Regions from separate parts of the Homo sapiens genome. Here region 2 is linked to region 1. A link is a loop called in an ENCODE intact Hi-C map of the cell type or tissue named here. Cell type or tissue: heart right ventricle. All regions are shown on one strand. Each heading gives the region's core, and the rest is flanking DNA. Links, peaks and the distances in the headings are about the cores only.

Region 1 (5,385 bases), core at 240-5,239:
AGCAGAGACACGTTAAACCATGTGGCTTCCTCCTAGCCTCCATTATTTTCTAAAGAAACACTTGCATTATAAAAATACTTTAAATGAATGACTTCTATGACTTTTGTGACAGATCTTTAATTTTTATCTATTATCTGTTTTGTCCTTTTCTGAATTAGATGAATAGTACATTCTCTAATGAGTTTTTATTTTTAAATCATAGCAATTGGTTCACCTTTTATTATGTTACTTCAGTGAATTTCCCTCTGATTGTGTATACGCAGTTTAAGTATACAACTCTATTAGCAACATTAGGAACATATTTACATACTCAAATATACAACATAGCCTTTTAAATGCTATTCAGCCTTTAATTAAAGCTTTAAATGATCTTGACATATATCTAGGTTTGGCTGGTATTACAGAGCCCAGAAATTAAGGACAAAAAGATGCTCCTCAGAAATAGCATTTATTGCAACATCAACAACCATGACACGTTGAAATTTTATAAGGCCAATGCATCCATAAATATTTGTGCAATTCTTCCAAATTGTTGCCCACCTACCTTTTTTTTTTTCTTGAGACAGGGTCTCACTCTGTCACCCACGCTGGAGTGCAATGAAGTGATCACCATGCTGGGTTAATTTTTTATTTTGTGTAGAGATGCTGTCTCATTCTGTCGCCCAGGCTGGTCTCCAACTCCTGGGCTCAAGTAATCCTCCTGCCTTGGCCTCCTAAAGTGCTGAGACTACCGGTGTCAGCCACCCACACTGGGACCCACCTATCTTACCTGCCTGCAAGAGCCAAGGAAATGGCCTAAGCACTTGTCCACATAATCACAGCAACTGCTTCTGCTTACATTAGAGGGGAGTTTTGCACTCAGTGTGACACCTCCATTCCCATTTAATTCTCCTCCATTTTCTGGTCTCTAAATCATATTAATACCCAAAATAGGGTGAAATAGAATGTATTTAGAAATTTAAGATCAAATTTTAAACTGCCACCTAGGCCCCTGGTCAAGTACAAATTCTGGTACTATCTCACAAAAGTGTCCTGAAACAGGGGTCTACGTGGATGTGCCAATTCCCAAACATCAGCTTGGGGTCAAAGAATCCTTAGTCTCTAGACTCCATGGCCTGAATCTATCCTGAATCTGTCTCCTTCCAGATTTTGCCTGCCTCTCTCTCTCATCTTGCCTTCTGTACCTAAATGCTAACAAATTGTTTCCCTAAGACAGATTCCCCAGGAATACTTCCTATGCACACACAGCTTTCATTTGAATAAAATTGAGCAGCCCAATGAATGCATAATTTAACAATGCCCTTTAGCACGCCACAAATGTTGTGTTGGTTTTTATTTTACCCCCTTTACAAGATTTGGAGCAAAATATTAACGAAACTTCATAAAAACCAATTCAAGTATCTTTTGGTTTCAAATTAACTAATTAGGTAGCTGTATTTTAGAGGAAGGAACTTCCAAGAAGGCAGTACATCAGGGAGGAGCTTGGGCTTGGGCCTGACTACCCAGGTTCCAAACTCACTGTGACTTCCGGCAAATTACTCAGCTATTTACTCAGTCGCACTGTGCCTCAGTTGCCTCATCTGTACAATGGCAATAATAGGACCTGGAAGACTTATGAAGATTACATACCTTTCTCCACGAAAGCACTCAATAAAATAAGCCTTTATTAATATGTCAACTGAGCTGAAACATAACGAATATAAAACAATATATCCACAGGAATAAGATGTATTAGTTCTTACACTTTTCTTCAAAACTGTCTTTCAATTTTCTGTAGTCCAAGCCAAAACAATAATTATTATGATGAAACTATGATTATTTCTCAAAGTAATAAAATAGAAGGAAACTATTTTGAGAGGGCTTTGCATTTGGGGAAATAAAAGGTAGGGGACGTTGAAAGTAGAAAGTTGAAGCAAAGTATGGTAGCAGCTTCACATTCAATCTTTCTCATCATTCTTTTTTTTCAGGTTTAACAGTCATACTATTGTAAAAGAGGTTTTCTCCTTTTCCGCCTTGATGGGAAGTGTTGCAGGCTTATTCTATTCTCTACTAAATTCAAGCGTTTTAGTAGAAAAAGTAAAATATAATATATATTCTTACAATATTGTCCACACGAAAGATTTACTACACAAAAATTATTTCTGAAGGCATTAATACCAGGAACAATTAATGTTTAAGTCGCAAACGGAGATGTTTACGCTGACAGGGAACAGACAAAAGGGCGGCCATGCTTCAACAAAATGTAGGAGTTTTCAGTTTGCAGCTTGAACTTGACACTGTTGAAATACATGCATTTCGGTGGCCCCGTTACATTTCACGCGTCACGAAGCCGAGCAAGACCAGCCCGGGCCGCCTTCCCCGTGTACGCGCGGGCCTCCGGGGACGCGCAGAGCTGGAGCGGCGGGCGCGCGCGGCAAACGGGCCCGCGCGGCCTCTGCGCGTCCCCGCTCCAGCACCCTGGCGAGGCCTAGACCGCCGTGAAGACCCCGGGGAAGGAGTGGCCGCGCTCACCTGCAGCCGGGAGAGGACAGCGGGGGAGAGGAGGCCGCTCTGCACCGGCCGAAAGCGAAGGGCTCGCCGGCTGGCCGCGTAGTGTAAGGGTCGGTGGTTTCTTTGCTTGGTCCCTGGAAATCCACCCCTTCTTATCCCGGAGGCCTGAACTCGATTTCTGCAAAACTTCCCGCGACCAGCTCATAAAAGGAGAGCGCGTCCCTGGGTGGGCTCGAACCACCAACCTTTCGGTTAACAGCCGAACGCGCTAACCGATTGCGCCACAGAGACTTCGGTGTCATTTTCCCCTTCTGCCTCAGCCTTTATGAAGAATAATAAAGGCAGTGTGTGGCTGTTTCTGCTTTCTGATTGGTACTATCAGAACCAAAATATTTTACTTCACGTTTCCAACCCTCTTAATTCTATTTTCCACCTTTTAAGCATATCGCAAAATTATACAACAAAATCAAGCAGCATTGCAGATTGCAAAATGTATTAAAATACTGTTGCTCCCCCCCGCCAACTCCCATTTGGAACGTTGTATTTCAGGAAAATAACTATTTCTTATTAGTTTTCTTTTATGAGAAAATCAAAGCTTTCATCTTGTGAGCTGAGAAACTTTCCCTTTGTTTCGAACAATTTGCCCAGTGCTTCGTTCGCTCATCTCTCGTGATTTACTTGTGTAGTATTCCCAAGGTCATCTGAATTTTATTTGGCTGCTTTATTTTTATATTCAGGTATTACTAAATGCATAGATGAAATCCCTATTTGTTTTGTACTAAATACAGTACAATGATTTCACACTAACATTTTGTTACTGGAAAGAAACATCAGGGAAAAAAAGCTACAGGAACATTTCTTAGTTCCAGTGCGTTGTAGTTTATTGCTAAATCTGCCCTCGTCCCTGGAATTAGCCTACACACCCACATCGAAGCATAGCACTTAAAACACACATCTCGAGGGATAAATAAAACCCAATTTGAGGAAAGAGAAGTTAAAGAAGAAAAAGGAATGATTTATACTAACTCCTGCAAATTTTTAGCACAGAAACACTGCAGGTAAACATGCTCCATTCCTATAAATACTTCAATGAAAATCGTTCCCTTTGTGTGAATGTTTCCTGGTGCCTTTTAAGGTACACTTCTAAGTTCCAAACGCTCTTTTTCTCCCTTCTTCTCTCCTCAAATAATTGCGAGTTTCCACTTGAGAACGTGAACGTGTTTAAATTTTTAACAGTCACTAAACCGCTCTGTACAGAATCCCTCCAAAAACAATCGCTATCATGATTTATAGACGTTGTAAGCGACGCGTCTTGGTCCAATCAGCATTTTGAGTTCCCGTTGCATGGTAAGACAACTTAAATTGGCTTTGGAACCAATTAGAAGCCGAGTTCCCTGAAAGCGTTGAGATGTTAAACAGCTGTGAATTCACGCCAAGCTGCACCACGCCACTTTCAACAAACTTTTGGAAGTGCACTTGAAATTTTTGAATTTGAAAAAACAATCTAGGAAATGCTTCTACAGAGTGTATGAGAAGTCTCATTTCATTAGACGATGCTGCTTTGTACTTGGTAATATTATATGTACCTGTTAATGGGAGCTAAAACTATCAGGTACTGGCTTTTCTTCTCCAAATACCAAACTGAGTGTCCTTTCCTCTGTTGTTTTTGTGACTATCCAGTTAGAACAGACTGCAACGGGTGTACTTCACTGCCCCATCATTCAATGTTTACTCTTCTGTTTAAAGTAATATTAGGAACGGTTCTACTCATGTAAATCTCTTCAGCTCCAATATCTTTTCCTCACTTCAGTCATCATACTAGCATTTGACTTCTAACAAGAGAGATAATGAGAAACAGTCGATGAGAAAAACTAACTCAGAAAGGAATATTAACTCATTCTAGGCTAAAAAATTGTCTATGTAAGTACCACTATTGGTTTTAAAACTGTCTTCAAGCCTGGTTCTGTAGTTTTTAACATTTTACATAAAATGGCTGTTTCCACGGTTACTTAGCTCTGCCTTGTTTTCCCTCTCCACTTGAAACTACTTCAAAGGAGCATATAAATGTTTAAAATATTGAATGGACTCTGAACATTTTATTCCAATGGTATATATCAAGCACATCTTTTATGCAGAATGATCACTAACAAAAATAAGGGAGAAGAATGCATTGTCATCTAAATCTTTGTGATTATCTCATCTTAGGCCATAATATTTATGTTCAGTTTTTAAAGCCAAACTAAGCCCACTGGATTAATTTTAGAAACATACATTATCTTTTCTTAATTTTAAGATAACCCAAGATAAATGAGTCCTATAGCTTCATTAGCACTTGGGTCTTTATAACTGCTAAAAGTAAAATGAACTGGGCATTTTGCCCCCTTTTTTGTGTATTATACACAACTGAACTGCAAATTTACTTTTCCTAAGAATATGCCCTATCAATGGGGCTCATCTGTGCAGATTAATGGGCATATATATTTTATTTTCTTCTTGGAGAGGAAGAGAGAAAAGCAAGAAGATCTGTGCAAATAGGATTCACCTGTCTTAACAGGCAAGCCACAATGGACCACACTGATCTAACACCTTCCAGATACCATGAATCCAAGGCTTTCAGATAATATTCTTCCAGCTTCATCCCAACAGCATAGGCAACTCACAGGGTTGCCATTAGCAGGATTGTGCATGACCTGAATTCTTCTTCATTTCTGTATTTCAGAAGTATGGTGACGGAGTCGTTAAAAACGAAAAATCCAGTTAAAAAAAATTTTTTTTAATAGCCGGGTATGGTGGCTCACACCTGTAATCCCAGCACTTTGGGAGGCTGAGGCGGGCAGGTCACCTGAGGTCTGGAGTTCAAGACCAGCTGGCCAACATGGTGAAACTCCGTCTTTA
Region 2 (5,385 bases), core at 147-5,146, 76 kb after region 1:
TTTTTAAATTCCTCTGCAACTTTTGTGATCTCTTCTTATGATGTTTTCTCTTTCTTTGTGGTTCTTGAGATCAATTCACAAGGAAATCACAGTTCTCAGATCCTAGAGTTGCCAGGATTAGCAATAAAAATATAGGATGCTTAATGAAATTGGAATTTAAGATAAACAATGAATTAATTTTTATTATAAGTATGTCAAGTACAATATTTAGAACATTCTTATTTAAAATCATTCATTTTTCATTGGAAATTCTAATTTAATTAGGCACGCTATATCTCATATGGAAATCCTATCTGATTCTCTTTTCCTTCTGGGGCACCCTGGCCTTGCTAATTCAGGAATCTCTCTTATTGTCATCCCTTCTAATGCTATTTTCACCAGCAATTCCCATAGCAACTCACTTAACACTCAACATATCCCAAGAGGAAGCATGACCCGGCCCTGTACAATGGCTACCTTTTCCATCCAACCACCTATGTCTGCAGTTTTGCCATTCTTTCCATCTCTCCACAAAGAATCTTAGGTTCATTCTTGAGTGCCCCTACTTCCAGACAGTTACTGAGTCCTGTCAATTCTTTCTTTAAAGTGACTTCCAAGGGTTCACTTTCCTCCTTTTTGCTACCTTCACCTCTGCCCTGACCCCTATCTGCTTGATAGTCTCCTTAACTCCAGTCTCCTTCTTTGATCCTGTCTAAATCCTACTCATCTTCCTGAACACTACTGTTTCACTGTACTATGCTGCTTAAGAACTTACAATTGTTTGCTATTGTCTATTGTATTAAGTACTACGACTAGTGTAAAATCTTTCGCTCTTTGAATGACACCATCAAAGAAATGAAAAGACAAGTGGCAGTTCTCTCAAGAAAAAAAATAGATGACCTGAATTGTACTATATTCACTTCAAAAATAAATTCATAGTCTAAGACCTTGTAACAAAGAAAACTGCAGGCTCAGATGACCTCCCTGGTGAATTCTACTAAATATTTATAGAAAAAATAATACCAATTGTACACAAACTCTTCCAGAAATAAAAGAGGAAAGAGGTCAGCATTACCCTGATACCAAAAGCAGACAAAGGCATGAGAAGAAAAGAAAGTGACAGACCAATTTGCCTCATGAACGCACACACACAAAACTGCAACAAAATATTAGCAAATCAAGGCCGGGCACGGTGGCTCATGCCTGTAATCCCAGCACTTTAGGAGGCTGAGGCAGGTGTATTGCTTGAGCCCAGGAGTTCCAAGATCAGCCTGGGCAACATGGTGAAACCTTGTTTTTACATATATGTGTATGTATATATATTCACACATATATATCACATCCAGCTATATATGAAAAGAATAAAACACCAAGACCAAGTGAGCTTTATCCTGGGAATGTAAGTTAGTTTCAAAATTTAAAAAGCAATCAAAGTAATTCACCATTTCAACAGATGTATGATCATCTCAATAGATAAAGAATAGGGCTTTGACAAAATTCAACATTTACTCATAATTTTGAAAACCACTACCAGCAAACCAGAAATATAAGGAATATTCCCATGTTGTTCAACCTAAGAAAAGGCATTTATGAAAAACCTATAACTAATATCATACTTAATGCTCAAAGACCAAATGCTTTCCCTAAAGATGAGAAACAAGGCAAGGATGTCACTTTCACCTTCCTATTCAACATCGTACTGGAAGCCATAGCCCGTGCAATAAGGCATGAAAAATAAATCAAAGATATGCAGATTGAAAAGGAAAAAATATTAAATAAAACTATCTCTATTCACAGAAGACATGATTGTCTATACAGAAATTCCCAAAGAAGCTATAAAAAAGCTAGTGGAACTAATAAGTGAGTTTTAGTGAGGTCATAGGATATAAGGTCAACAGACAAAATCAATTGTATTTGTATATACTTGTAATGAAGAAATTTTAAAATGAAAAAATTTAAAGTATCATTTCAAATAGCACCAAAAAGCATAAAATATTTAGGTATGCATCTAACAAAATATGAAATCTGCATGCTCAACTATAAAACATTGAAGAGAGAAATCAAAGAAGATGTAAATAAAAGTGGAAATATACCATGTTTACATATCGGAAGACTCAATAGTGTTGTCATTTCACCTCCAAAATGATTTATAGATTAAATGTGATTCCAATAAAAATCCCACTAGGCTTTTTTTGGTAGAAACCAACAAGATGGGGCCAGGCATAGTGGCTCACGGCTATAACCCCGGCACTTTGGGAGGCCAAGGGAGGTGGATCATTTGAGGTCAGGAGTTCAAGACCAGCCTGACCAACATGGTGAAACCACATCTATACTAAAAATATAAAAATTATCCAGGCAGTAGTGGTGCACACCTGTAATCCAAGATACTTGGGAGGCTGAGGCAGGAGAATTGCTTGAGCCTGGGAGGCAGAGGTTGTGTGAGCCAGTCTGGGTGAGAGTGAGACCATCTCAAAAAAAAAAAAATCAACAAGATGATTCTAAAATTTATGTGGAAAAGCAAACAAAATGGAATTGCCAAAACAACTTTGAAAAAGAAGTACAAAGAAGATTCACATTATCTAATTTTAAGACTTACTATAAATCTACCATAATCAACACTGCGTGGTATTGGCAAAAGGACTGATGAATAGATAAATGAAACAGAATAGAAGATCCAGAAATAGACCCACAACATATGGTCAGTTGAAATTTGAAAAAAGTACAAAGGTAATTCAGTAGAGATGAGATAGTCTTTTCAAAAAATAGGGCAAAATAATTGAACATCCATATGCAAACACACAGAATAACAACTCATATTTCACACCATACATAAAAATTGACTTAAAATAAATCTAAAGTGTGAAACATAAAACTTCTAGAAGAAAACATAGGAGAAAATCTTTGTGACATTGGTTAGGGAATGATATTTTTAAATACAATACCAAAAGCACGATTCATTAAAAAAAAATAGTCGGACTTAAAATTTCTGCTCTTTGAGTGACATTCAAATGAAAAGACAATTCATGAAATATCTACAAAAATATTTGCAAACACATAGCTGATAAAGGACAAGTCTCTAGAATACATAAAGGACTCTCAGAACTCAGTAATAAGAAAACAACCCAATTAAAAACTTGACAAAATATTTGAATAGACAATTAGTGAAGATATTTGGATGAGAAACAGGCACATAAAAAGATGCTCAACATATTAGTCATTACGGGAATGCAAATTAAAACCACAATAACATACTATATATCTATCAAAGTGTCTAAAATAAAAATAACTGATAATACCATATAAGAAAGAGGATGTGAAGCAACTGAAAGTCCCATACAATACTGGTGGGAATGTATACGATGTAGCTACTGTGGAAAATAGTTTGGCAGCTTCTTGTAAAGTTAAACATACACACATCATATAACCCAGCAATCCCACACTTTGGAATTTATGTAAGAGAAATAAAAACATTATGTCTACACAAAACTAGCACAGAAATCTTCATAGAGGCTTTATTCATAATTGCCAAAAAGCTGGAAACAATCCATATGTCCATCAACTGGTGAATGGAAAAACAAACTGGTATGTCCCTACAATGGAATACTATTCAGCAATAAGAAGAAATGAATTGCTGATATATCAACAGGGAGAATCTCAAAAATGTTATGCTAGGTAAAAAACCAGCTGAGTGTGGTGGCTCTTGCCTGTAATCCCAGTACTTTGGGAAGCCGAGGCGGGCAGATCACCTGAGGTCGGGAGTTCGAGACCAGCCTGACCCACATGGAGAAATCCCGTCTCTACTAAATATACAAAATTAGCCAGGTGTGGTGGCACATGCCTGTAATCCCAGCTACTTGGGAGGCTGAGGCAGGAGAATCACTTGAACCCAGGAGGCGGAGGTTGCAGTGAGCCAAGATCACACCACTGCACTCTAGCCTGGGCAACAAGAGCGAAACTTCGTCTCAGAAAACAAAACAAAACAAAACAAAAAACAGACACAAAAGACTACATACTGCATGATTCCATTTGTATGATGTTCTGGAAAAGGCAAAACTACAGTGAGATGAAGTAGATCAGTAGTCTCCTGGGGTCAGGGGTAGGGCAAGTATAATGACTGCAAATGGGAAGAGGGAAGTTCGCTGGGATTATGGTGACACTCTACATCTTGAGTGTAGCGCGGTTACACAACTGCATACCTTTCCCAGAACTCATTGAACTGTTCGATATTTTGGAGTTGTAGAATTTAAACCTCTACATTCCAAATCATGTGTCCTCCATTCCATGGTAAATGAGGGTTCTTACTGTTTTTTTTCAATTTGGCCAGTCTTCTCAATGCCTTATGGACTTTGGGCTCTTTGTAGATAGATGTTTCAAGCAGAGTCAAAAGTACCACAAGTTATGGATCACTCAGACTAGAGTGTGAGACAGCAACTCCCTGAACCCAGACGAAGGATGTGCCAGAGAAAAATACGAAGACATCTCGATTTTGCTCCCTGAGATTTTCTAAAGAGCTGCTTACCAAAGGAAATGATTCAAGAAAAACTGGAGGAAGAACCAGTGAAAAGACAGGGAATGGAATGGTCCACTATGCCTTCTAAAGAGAGAGATGTTTACAAGCAGGCTGACCATAATGAACATTGGTGGGCTCTAAGATTCTTGAGGGATCAGGAGGTGAGAAGATAAGAGAATTATTGTCATCAAGGCCTTTGAGGGCATCATATGACTGCTGTTATTAAAAGAGCTCTGTAAGGTTCACTTTACAGTTCCTGATAGTGAAGAAGTGCCAGGCAGCACCCAGAAGGTTTTCGTTTTCATTTTCTAAATAGGGGCTTATGTGCTTGGGGTCCTCAAATGGTTACATCGCATGCGCACCTGCACCAGTAAAACCTCACAATTATAGAATTACACAATTTGGTTAAAATTACCAAATAAATACCAATAATGGTGCATGTGCCTTAGGTCTTAATACTTTTCAAGAGCCATGTGAAAGAGATGCTATTATTATTTCCACTGTACACTTTAGGAAAATTAGACTTAGAGAAAATAAGTCTTTAGTCCAAGGTCATAGAACTGGAAGCAAGTGGGATACTGGCATGAGCCCCGTTTTCTGTACTCCATGCACTATACTGCCTTCATTCATTGAACAAATATTCTTGACTATCTATTAAGTACCAGGTACTTGTCTAATAAAGGACTCTCTATGAGAACAGTAAAGTAAAAAAGTAAAGAAGTTACAACCTATGGTGCTTTTTTTATAACCCATATTAAAAATCCTATCAACTTCAGTATACTTTAAGAAGGTATTATAACTTATTTATATAACTTTATAGCAATCCTTACAGTTATTAAGATAAAAAACAGCTTGTTAAGCAAAGTTATTAAAATCTCCCTATTAAATAAAATTGA

What was found. A loop is a pair of places that touch in the nucleus more often than their neighbours do. Peaks named below come from ENCODE experiments on the same cell type or tissue, not always from the same donor. Only the 100,000 strongest peaks of a DNase experiment are listed, where the experiment ranks them.
Region 2: it touches region 1 in a loop (2.2-fold over the local background); 67 of 110 quality-filtered maps call a loop at or near these places.

Annotation. Positions count from the first base shown.
Region 1 is chr10:22,226,802-22,232,186 of GRCh38, forward strand. It overlaps TRN-GTT2-3 (tRNA-Asn (anticodon GTT) 2-3), which reads right to left and starts at 2,781; the gene lies at 2,708-2,781. RefSeq lists a silencer at 2,233-2,482. In heart right ventricle, for the core only: no CTCF peak of the experiment used is centred there; DNase peaks (open chromatin) are centred at 2,410 and 2,720; H3K4me3 peaks cover 2,775 bases; H3K27ac peaks cover 2,786 bases.
Region 2 is chr10:22,302,555-22,307,939 of GRCh38, forward strand. No RefSeq gene overlaps it. Among named protein-coding and RNA genes, the nearest start is that of COMMD3, 11 kb to the right of the region's middle. In heart right ventricle, for the core only: no CTCF peak of the experiment used is centred there; no DNase peak of the experiment used is centred there.